2 separate regions of the Homo sapiens genome follow, and region 2 is linked to region 1. A link is an interaction called in ENCODE POLR2A ChIA-PET data of the cell type or tissue named here. Cell type or tissue: OCI-LY7. All regions are shown on one strand.

Evidence for each region. Peaks named below come from ENCODE experiments on the same cell type or tissue, not always from the same donor. Only the 100,000 strongest peaks of a DNase experiment are listed, where the experiment ranks them.
Region 2: POLR2A ChIA-PET joins it to region 1 with 5 read pairs; 2 of 35 experiments call an interaction of 5 or more read pairs at or near these places.

What each region holds. Positions count from the first base shown.
Region 1 is chr17:50,916,922-50,921,921 of GRCh38, forward strand. No RefSeq gene overlaps it. Among named protein-coding and RNA genes, the nearest start is that of TOB1-AS1, 53 kb to the left of the region's middle. RefSeq lists a silencer at 309-368 and enhancers at 815-1,734, 992-1,161. In OCI-LY7, no CTCF peak of the experiment used is centred here; a DNase peak (open chromatin) is centred at 2,910.
Region 2 is chr17:51,062,888-51,067,887 of GRCh38, forward strand. All of the region lies in intron 2 of SPAG9 (sperm associated antigen 9), which reads right to left. Among named protein-coding and RNA genes, the nearest start is that of SPAG9, 55 kb to the right of the region's middle. In OCI-LY7, no CTCF peak of the experiment used is centred here; a DNase peak (open chromatin) is centred at 2,794.

The sequences.
Region 1 (5,000 bases):
TAGTTCTCTCCAGCTTTTGGAGACCTCGGGGAGGAAGAAGCCTCGCTCACCCGCTCCTAGACAGTGTGTGTGAGCCCTCAGGCACCCAGGGTGGGCAATGCTTCCCAGGCAGAGAGGGCGTGCAATGCAAGTGAGGTGTCCATTAGACAGACCCAGGGCACTCCAAGCCCCATAGAGTGACTCACTTTCTTTCTTGGCACCCCCAAACGACTCTACCTTCCTCAGCAGGTCTTGTGAAGGTGCAGTGACACAATGTGCATGAAAGAGGCTCGAGCAGGACCTGATGCACAGTAGGTGCTCAACAGCTCCGCCCCGCCCCGCCCTGGCCCCCCGCCACAGCTTCCTGTGCCCCTGTGCTGTGATTTCAGCCTCAGAGGAATGGAAGACCCCAGGATTTCCCCAGGAGGGAGTCTGGCATCCTCGCCATCGTGGTTGGCTCCTGTGCTCACCCATCGAGGCCACTCAATGCTGCGCTGGGGTGGGAGATTCTTTATTGAGGAATCTGCAGAGGTCAGGGGAAGGCAGGAGCCAGGGCCACAGGGGAGGCCGGCCAAGGACAGCTGCCCACAGCAGGCCACAGCTGGGGCCCTCCCCACACTGCATGCTGGCTTGTTTTTCATGCAAAACCATGTTATGTAAATCAGTGCTGGGTTGAGCACACTCAAGTCAGAGTCACGAATTGGGTCCCCCACCGCCCATCCAGGGTGTCTGAAGGCCTAGGCCAGCATGCCCATTATTCAGCCAGAGCAGGTGGCCGAGCCAGCTGGGCTCGTCCCCAAATACTTTCAGGGAGGGACGCTAGGCCTAGGACCCGGGGTCTACAGCCCTGAGGGGAGGGGGCAGAGGATGCAGCCTTGGAAAGCCCAGTACCTGGTGAGTAGGGAAGTGTCCTCCCAGGTGGTTCCAACCTTTAACCCAATTCCTCTGTCTTGGAGGCAAAGGGAAAGGACGTGGCTGATCCCCGCAGAGCCCAAGGCCAGCCACCATCCTTTCATGGAGCCAGGCAGCTTCGAGAAGCCACTGAGGCTCCTTGTGCTCCTTGTGTGGGCACAAAGTGTGGGCTTCTGGAGGGGGTCCTTGGACCTCTATCTCAGCAGGGACATTCCTCCTCCCCCCGCCTTCCAGACCTCCTGCTCCAGATGCCTGGCTTCTCCAGGGCACCCCGATGGGTGGCTCTGCCACCCCAGGACACTGGACTGGGGCCACCCTTACAGAACCGGTTCGAAGCCAAACAATGGCACGTCACAGTCCAGCTGAGCCGGAGGCCTCAGCAGGGTAAGTACAAGTGAGGCTGTGGCCAAGAGGGGCATAGGTGCCAGGGACTCAGAGGCGGGCGCGCGCAAGTGCCAGCAAGCCCTCACTGCCTAACATGGCAGCCCCATGGCTTCCTCTCTTCCCCGTGACCTGACTGCAGCTTTGAGGACAGCACTTGCCCTCCCCTCCCAGGCAGCGGGCCCCTTCCCTGGCCCCAGAGGTGAAGGAGGGCGACTTCCCCAGGGAGAGGAAGCAGAATGACGGCCTGCAGCTTTCCTGCCGCGGGAGGGGAACTTCAGGTCAGAATGGCCGTCTCAACCTCATGGAAGCCTCCCTCTGGACTGACGAGTGACCGCTGTTGTGGTGGGAGGTCCACCTTCCCGCAAAGGGAGCCAAGAGCCCAGAGGGGTCACTTGGGCCCAGGGAGGGTGGGACACAGACGTCTGGGTGGAAGTTGGACAAAGTCTGGCAGAATGGGGCACCAGGGCACAGTAAGACCCTGGCTGGGACACTGAGTGGGGACAGTCCCCAGCAATTCCCTTGGAGATAAAGAGCCTGCGGCAGGTCCCAGATCCTGACAGAGGACAGACAGGAGGGGACAAGCTGGTGGTGGGGGTGAGCTGGCTAGGCAGAAAGCTCTGTGGACACCTGAGGCCTCCTCCTGGAATTGCCCCAAGCCATGTGGCTAAGGCCTAGGGAGACCCTCACCATGTGGGGTGGGGTGGGGTGGGGGCCCCTAGCCAAAGCTGGGAAAAGGCAGAGCCTTCAGAGAGCCTCCTAGGGACAGCAGCAGAGAGGAAGCCTTCGAGGCCTTTCCAAGCTCCCCGCTGCCCGGCTCTCCTCCTGCCCAGCACACCGTGGGTGGACTCCAACCTACAGCTTCACTGATCTCAGAAGGTCCCACCCTCTCCCGCCTTGTGCTTCTGACTGTTTATTTCCTGCAGAGGAGTCAGTGTTACTGCCACTGAGAACAGAGATGGCTCCACCCAGAGGGCCCACCCTTGGGGCACAGGGGACCCTTGCCCATACCCCCTGCACCCTGGCTCCATCCTAATGCAGGGATATGAGCTTGGGCCTGTGTCACAGCTGCTTCCTGGGCCTCTGAATCCTCATCCTTGAGCTGAGGGTGTGAGACCGGAAAATCCAAGCCACCATCCAGCCCCAATGTCTCCCCATCCCATGACTCTCTTCCCCAAATAACACATCTCCCCAAATACCTCTCCTCCTCCCCAGTGAGAGGAGGCGCAGGGGAGGTTGTTGGATAACTGTGCCTTCTCCTCCCCGAATCCCAGCCTCTCCTTCTGGATCCCACACCCAGGGGCCCAGCAGTCACGGGGCTCAGGGTGCTCCCCAGCCTTTACAGTTTACCCATCCCTGCACAGTAGCCATGATTTCATTTCCTCCTCACTGCAAGGTAAAGATCATTAGTTCTCTTTTATAGGTGAAGAGACTTAGACTCAGACAGACCCTGTGTCTTGCTCAAAGTCACCTGGCCAGTCAGGGGTAGGGCTGGGTTTCGAACCCAGGGGCAGGCCCTCTCCGCCCCCCGGCATCGGTGCAGAGCCCTGGGTCGCCCTCCTCCAAGGTCGTTGTGGTGTGAACAGCCAGGCGCCTTCATGCAGGGCCTGACTGCAGCCGCCAGAGCCTGGTGATGTCAGCATTGCCATGGAAACCCTTCCCCGGGCGTCGGGCAGGACCAGCCTCCCCAGCGCAGTTTCCCTTTGTGTGGACTTTGCAATGCGTTGCCAAGGCAGTGGGGCCTGCTGGGCGGGTTGGCATGGGGTGGGGAAGGCAGACAAAAACCCACACTGCAACTGGCAGCTCACAACAGGGCCCACGGTGCTTGTGGGAGGGAGGGGCTGCAGGCTGGTGGCCTAAGGCGTGAGAGTCGGTGGGCAGGGGGTTACCCACACACCTGCTTAGGACCCCCATCTGGCAACAGCCTTTTGGCGTCTTTGGTGCTATTTTGGGGTCCTGCTGCCTAAGAATCACCTGGGCCTGGGTGTTGTGAAAAAGGCAGACCTGCTGGGCCGGGGTGGAGAGGAGTCAGCAGTTTAAACAAACCCCCAAGGCAATTCGCGTATGCCACCAATTCCGAGGACACCTTCAGGGAAGAATAACATTTATTGAGCACCTAGCTATGCCAGGCAGGCCCTTCTGCCTATTTTCTTTCTTTCTTTCTTTCTTTTTTTTTCCGACAGAGTCTCACTCTGTTCCCCAGGCTGGAGTGCAGAAGCGCGATCTCAGCTCACTGCAACCTCTGCCTCCCGGGTTCAAGCAATTCTCCTGCCTCAGCCTCCCGAGTAGCTGGGACTACAGGTGTGTGCCACCATGCCTGGCTAATTTTTGTATTTTTAGTAGAGACAGGGTTTCACCATGTTGGCCAGGCTGGTCTCTAACTCCTGACCTCAAATGATCCGCCTGCCTCAGCCTCCCAAAGTGCTGGGATTACAGGCGTGAGCCACTGCACCCAGCCCCCTTCTGCTTATTTGCTCTTGCATTATAATCCTCACAGCAACCTTGAGTGGGAGAAGGGGACAGAAGAAAATTTTTTGTGTGGTTTTTTAAAAAAATCCTCATTTCCCAGAGGAAGACGCTGAAACTCAGAGAGGTTAAATCTCTGCTTGCCCACGGTCACTCGGCATAGATGTGGCTGAGTCCAGATTCTAACGCTGTAGCCTCCTCGCCATCCAAGCTGGGCCTGTGGCCTGGCAGTGTTCGCTTCCTCCTCTTGCTGGTTTTCCAGGAAGAATCCTAAAGTACCTTTGCAGAGTGGGCCAGCTCTGTCCGAAGCCTCCCACGAGCTCCCGGATCTAAGAGGGGATTGAGCCAAGCGAGAATCTCCAAGCCCAGGCCCCTCCCCAAACTGGCTGCCTGCAGAGGCTTAGAAAGCCTGCCCAGCCTAGTAAGGAAAACCAATGCCCTGGCCAAAGTCTCTCCTGTCCTCCAGCCACCTCGGCCCTCCAGCCACACCCTCCTCTGTCCTGCAGGCTGCCCTGGCCTCCGTGCTCCCTGAAAGAGCTCCTGAAGCCTCTGCTTCCTCCCCTCGCCCAGGGATAGGTGGTCTCTGACCCAGTCCACGGAGATGCCCCCTTCTTGGAAGTTTCCGGGAAGAGAAATTCGGTCGCCTTTGCTGGCGATGTTGCAGAGCCTCCTCTTACAACCGACAGCCTTCCTGTGTCCGTCCTCCACACTTCTGCTTTCTCTGAAGCCTGATTCCTTAAGAACTGTCTCTCTCTTTCTTTCTTTCTTTTCTTTTCTTTTTTTTGAGTCTTGCTCTGTTGCCCAGCCTGAAGCCCAGTGGCACAATCTCTGCTCACTGCAACCTCTGCCTCCCAGGTTCAAGTGATTCTCCTGCCTCGGCCTCCCTAGTAGTTGGGGTTGCAGGTGTGCACAACCACACTCAGATAGATAGTTTTTGTATTTTTAGTTCAGACAGGGTTTCACCATGTTGGCCAGGCTCGTCTCAAATTCCTGACCTCAGGTGATCTGCCTGCCTCAGCCTCCCAAAGTGCTGGGATTACAGGTGTGAGCCACTGCGCTTGGCCTCTCTCTTTCTTAACAACCTCTCTGAGGGCTCAAGGGGAAGGAACCCTACCCTTCAGCCCCGGGGCCCTATTTTGCCCGCTGACTCTGAAGCTGAGACTCTGCCTGATGCCACAGCCCCAGGATCCAGGCCCCTCCCTCTCCACCTGCATCTCCTTTATTTCTCATTTATTTATTGATTGATTTTTTTTGAGACAGGG
Region 2 (5,000 bases), 150 kb after region 1:
CCTACTCCACGTCTTTTCCTGGACAAACAGTTTATTTCTTTTTAGCACTGACTAATATTCCATTGTCTAGATTACCATAGTTTATGCCTGTTATTTTCATAAGAGCTAAAGGTCTTAAAATTACAGGTCTCAAACTTTTACTATCTCTTTCACACACAAAATTTCATGTTTTTAATGCACAAAAAGTGGTATTTTAAGATATTTTCAACTTACTGTTACATATTAGAAACTTGTATGCTGGCCGGGCACAGTGGCTCACGCCTGTAATCCCAGTACTTTGGGAAGCCGAGGCAGGCGTATCACCTGAGGTCAGGAGTTCAAGACCAGCCTGGCCAACATGGCGAAACCCCATCTCTACAAAAAATACAAAAAAATTTAGCTGGGCGTGGTGGTGCATGCCTGTAATCTCAGCTACTTGGGAGGCTGAGGCAGGAGGATCGTTTGAACCTGGGAGGTGGAGGTTGCAGTGAGCCAAGACTGTGCCACCGCACTCCAGCCTGGGCCACAGGGCGAGACTACATCTCAAAAAAAAAAAAAAAAATTGTATGCTGACCACGTCTATCTTTTCGCTAAGTTTTTGATACAAAATAAATCATAAAGTATACTTAAATTAACCTCTGTCTCAGCTTTTCATATAAATGTATTTTGTCTGTAACCTGTTAAATAACAGGAAAAATACTGAATTTTGCAACATCTAAAATAAAAGCAGGCCAGGGCCAGTTGTAGTGGCTCACACCTGTAATCCCAGCACTTTGGGAGACCAAGGTGGGTGGATCACCTGAGGTCAGGAGTTGGAGACCAGCCTGGCCAACATGGTGAAATCTCTTCTCTACTAAAAACAAAAATTAGCCAGGTGTGGTGGCACATGCCTGTAATCCCAGCTACTTGGGAGGCTGAGGCAGGAGAACTGCTTGAACCTGGGAGGTGGAGGTTGCAGTGAGCCAAGATCGTGCCACTGCACTCCAGCCTGGGCAACAGAGCCAGACTCCATCTCAAAAATAAATAAATAAATAAGTAAGTAAGTAAGTAAGTAAAAAATAATAATAAAATGGAATTTTAAAAAAATAAAATAAAAGCAGACAAAAAATAAAAGGGTTAAAATATCTACATAAATTAGACGTTAAGTATTATCCTCTAGCATAAGTATCATATCCACTTCCATCTTCCTCTCCACTCCAGTAGAGGAGTAAATGAGAGCCTGTTCACCTCAGTCTACTTACTTAAGGCCCTTAACTAATTCATTTATCTTTCCCATTAAAATTAAACAGAAGGTTTATCATTCTGCTTAGTTATATTCAGATGTGTCACTGATAGCTAATTATACAAATAAAACAAGATGACTAATATACTACCTACTCCTAGTAGGCAACCACAGCATTGTAAAGATGGTTCAAACATTAAGTTATCTACTTACCCATTTATGAGGAACTAAACAAGTCAAGATGCCAAGAGGAAACCCAAGGAATATCTTCCCAAAGTGGTTGTTCATTATACTCAGCTCTTCAAAACTGTATTACTACAGACTTTCAGATAGCAAAGTTAGAGTTTTGGTTGTTTCTAGCTCTAGCAGGATATATAGGCAATTGAAATGGGGGTGGAGGGTATCCCATAAAACAATATTATCCGGTTATGAAAAGGAAGGAAGTACTGACACATGCTACAACATGAATGAACCTTTATGCTAGGTGAAAGAAGCCAGTCACAAAAGACCATATATTGTATGATCCTATTATTATGAAATGTCCAGAACAGGCAAATCTATAGAGACAAAAATTAGATTAGTGGTTTTCAGGGACAAGGGGAAGCAGAAAAGCAGAAGTAAGTGTAACAGGTATGAGGGGGTGGTTCTTCTTGGGGTGATAAAAATGTTCTGGAATTAGTGGTGGCGATTGTACAACCTTGAAAATTGTACTAAAAACCGCTGAATTGTACACTTCAAAATGGTGAATTTTGGCCGGGTGCGGTGGCTCAGGCCTGTAATCCCAGCACTTTGGGAGGCCAAGGCGGACAGATCATCTGAGATCAGGAGTTTGAGACCAGCCTGGCCAACATGATGAAACCCCGTCTCTACTAAAAATACAAAAAATTAGCTGGGCATGGTGGCAGGTGCCTGTAATCCTAGCTACTCAGGAGGCTGAGGCAGGAAAATTGCTTGAATCTGGGAGGCGAAGGTTGCAGTGAGTTGAGATCGCACCATTGCACTCCAGCCTGGGCAACTAGAACAAAATTCCATCTCAAAAAATATATATATAAATACATAAAATAAAATGGTGGATTTTATGATATGTGAATTAGATTTCAATTTTTAATTTTATTTTATTTTTAAATAGAGACAGGGTCTCGCTATTTTGCCCAGGCTGGTTATGAACTCCTGGGCTCAAGCAATCCTCCCGCCTCAGCCTCCCAAATTCCTGGAATTATAGGCACGAGCCACCAGGCCCAGCCTGGATTTCAATTTTAAACAGAGTCATTTGAAACCTATCCCTTAACACAAGTATGAGCAAATTATGTCTTAATTTAATAACCTGTTTTTTAAAGAAAAAGTCAAATGGTAAGGGATCAAAAAGAAAATCTCAACATTTATGTTATAAGAGAAGGACATTTCATTAAAATGTCCTTCTCTTCTCTTCCTCAGATAATTCACAGTAGAAAGAATAGGCAGATGGTTGCTAAGCCTTAGGCAGAATCATTCCTTTGCCTCAACACTTGGGCAAAATAACATACTAATGGCCCCCACTAAGGCTGTTAAGCTGAGGCAAAGACTGGCCAGATGTTAACCAAAACAGTTTCCTCTTTTGCTTGGGCAAATAGCTAGGCTATCCACCCCAGCCCCTGCAGGTAGCCTCTGACTGACTTATAGCCACTGAAGTAGTAGTAAAAGTGATGTGTGCTACTCCTAGGCCTGGTCCAGTAAAAACCCTCCACACACGATGCTCCATGCCCTTTACCCTTCCTCCAACTTAATGCAGGTAAGACAAACTTAGAAGCTATAAAGGGGGAAATGCCCATGTCTCCGCAAAAGCCACCCACTTATCTGAAACATCCACTTTTTAAACTTTACGTAAGCAAGAAATAACATTTGAGTCATTAATATATAATTTTTGTGGCTAGTTCGTTATAGCAACTACAGTTAGCTTAACATATATCAGCTTATAAACATGTACTAAAATCCTCTTAAAAGTTAGCATTCCAAATTATCAAAGGTATGTTACCCCATTACGCTTTTTTTTTTTCTTGAGACAGGGTCTTGTTCTGTTTCCCAGGCTGGAGTGCAATGGCACAATCACAGCTCACTACAGCCTTGACTTCCTGGGCTCAAGCAATCCTCCAGGCTCAAGTGATCCTCCCAAGCAGTTGGCACTACAGGCGTGTGCCACCAGGCCAAGATAATTTTTTGATTTTTTGTAGAGACAAGGTCTCACTATGTTGCCCAGGCTGGTCTCGATCTCCTGGTCTCAAGCACTCCTCCCGCCTCAGCTTTCCAAAATACTGAGATTACAGGTGTGAGCCATTGCCTCCAGTCCCCATTATGTTTTAAAAATAGTTTACTTCGGCTACTTGGGAGGCTGAGACAGGAGAATTGCTTGAACCCAGGAGACAGAGGCTGCAGTGAGCCAAGATCATGCCATTGCACTCCAGGCTGGGCGACAGAGTGAGACTCTGTCTCAAAAAAAAAAAAGAAAAAAAAAAAAAAGACCATGGCTCACGCCTGTAATCCCAGCACTTTGGGAGGCCAAGGTGGGCAGATCACGAGGTCAGGAGATCGAGACCATCCTGGTCAACATGGTGAAACCCCGAGATCAAGACCATCCTGGCCAACATGGTGAAACCCCGTCTCTACTAAAATACAAAAAATTAGCCAGGCATGGTGGCACACTCCTGTAGTCCCAGCTACTAGGGAGGCTGAGGCAGGGGAATCGCTTGAACCTGGGAGGTGGGGGCTGCAGTGAGCCGAGATTACACCACTGCGCTCTAGCCTGGCGACAGAGCAAGAGTCCATCTCAAAAAAAAAAAGGATAGTTTACGTCTGTTATTATAAATGATTTTCTGAATGTTTTTCTGGTGGTATATTCTCTCCTGCCTAACACCCACAGCAAGAACCTGAACAGAAACTGTTTTATGACTTTGTGTATTTCATGTTTTCTTTACATATACTGTGATCCTAAATTTTATTATTATCTTTGTAGGTACTTACAATATAAATCATGTAACATAAAGATCATATATAATTGATCATATAATACATAGAAAATATTAGAAAATATACACACATACACCAAGATCAAATAATACAAATTCAGAACCTTTCTTTTCTGAAAATACTTACAATAACTCAGTACAACAACATATCCAATGAACTCAGCTTACTCAAGGCCTAAGTCCCATAAGATGGTATAAACACTTTTGAGAAGTCATTTTAAAGTGTGGAAGAGCCATCTCTTTAAAGTCCTGAATGCCACTAAGGAATCAGTTAAAGGGAAAAGAAAAGGAAGTAGAAGGGAAGGGGAAAGCAGGAAAGAAAAGCCCACCTGGCAAGGACTATAGACATCCTCGAAAGCCTCAAGTACCATGAAGTTAACCTATACCTATATTGTTGCATTCCATTTGAAGTGTATTAAAAGGTCATTTCTTGTTTAATAGTTATCACATAAACCTAAACTTCAAAACGATCTCAGGGAAAATTCTAAAACCTTGTCATTTTACTCATCAAAACTAGCTCCAAGCCGAGATTAACTGGAAATAAACAAGATTCTGTTCATCCTATCCCAAAACAACTGATAAGTAACTGCCATTTTTAAAATTGCTAATTTTCTGGGGAGTAAAAAAAAAAAGGCAAATCATGTTATCTAAAAAGAAAAAAAAGGTGAGGGGGCAAGAAAAAAGAACAATCAAAAGACAAATCCAAAATTTCCCCTTTAGAATAATGATGGAGATACTTCAGCCTCATTTTGAGCGCTCTTTCTATCCGTCTTTCCAAAAAGCAAGAGGATAAGATTAAG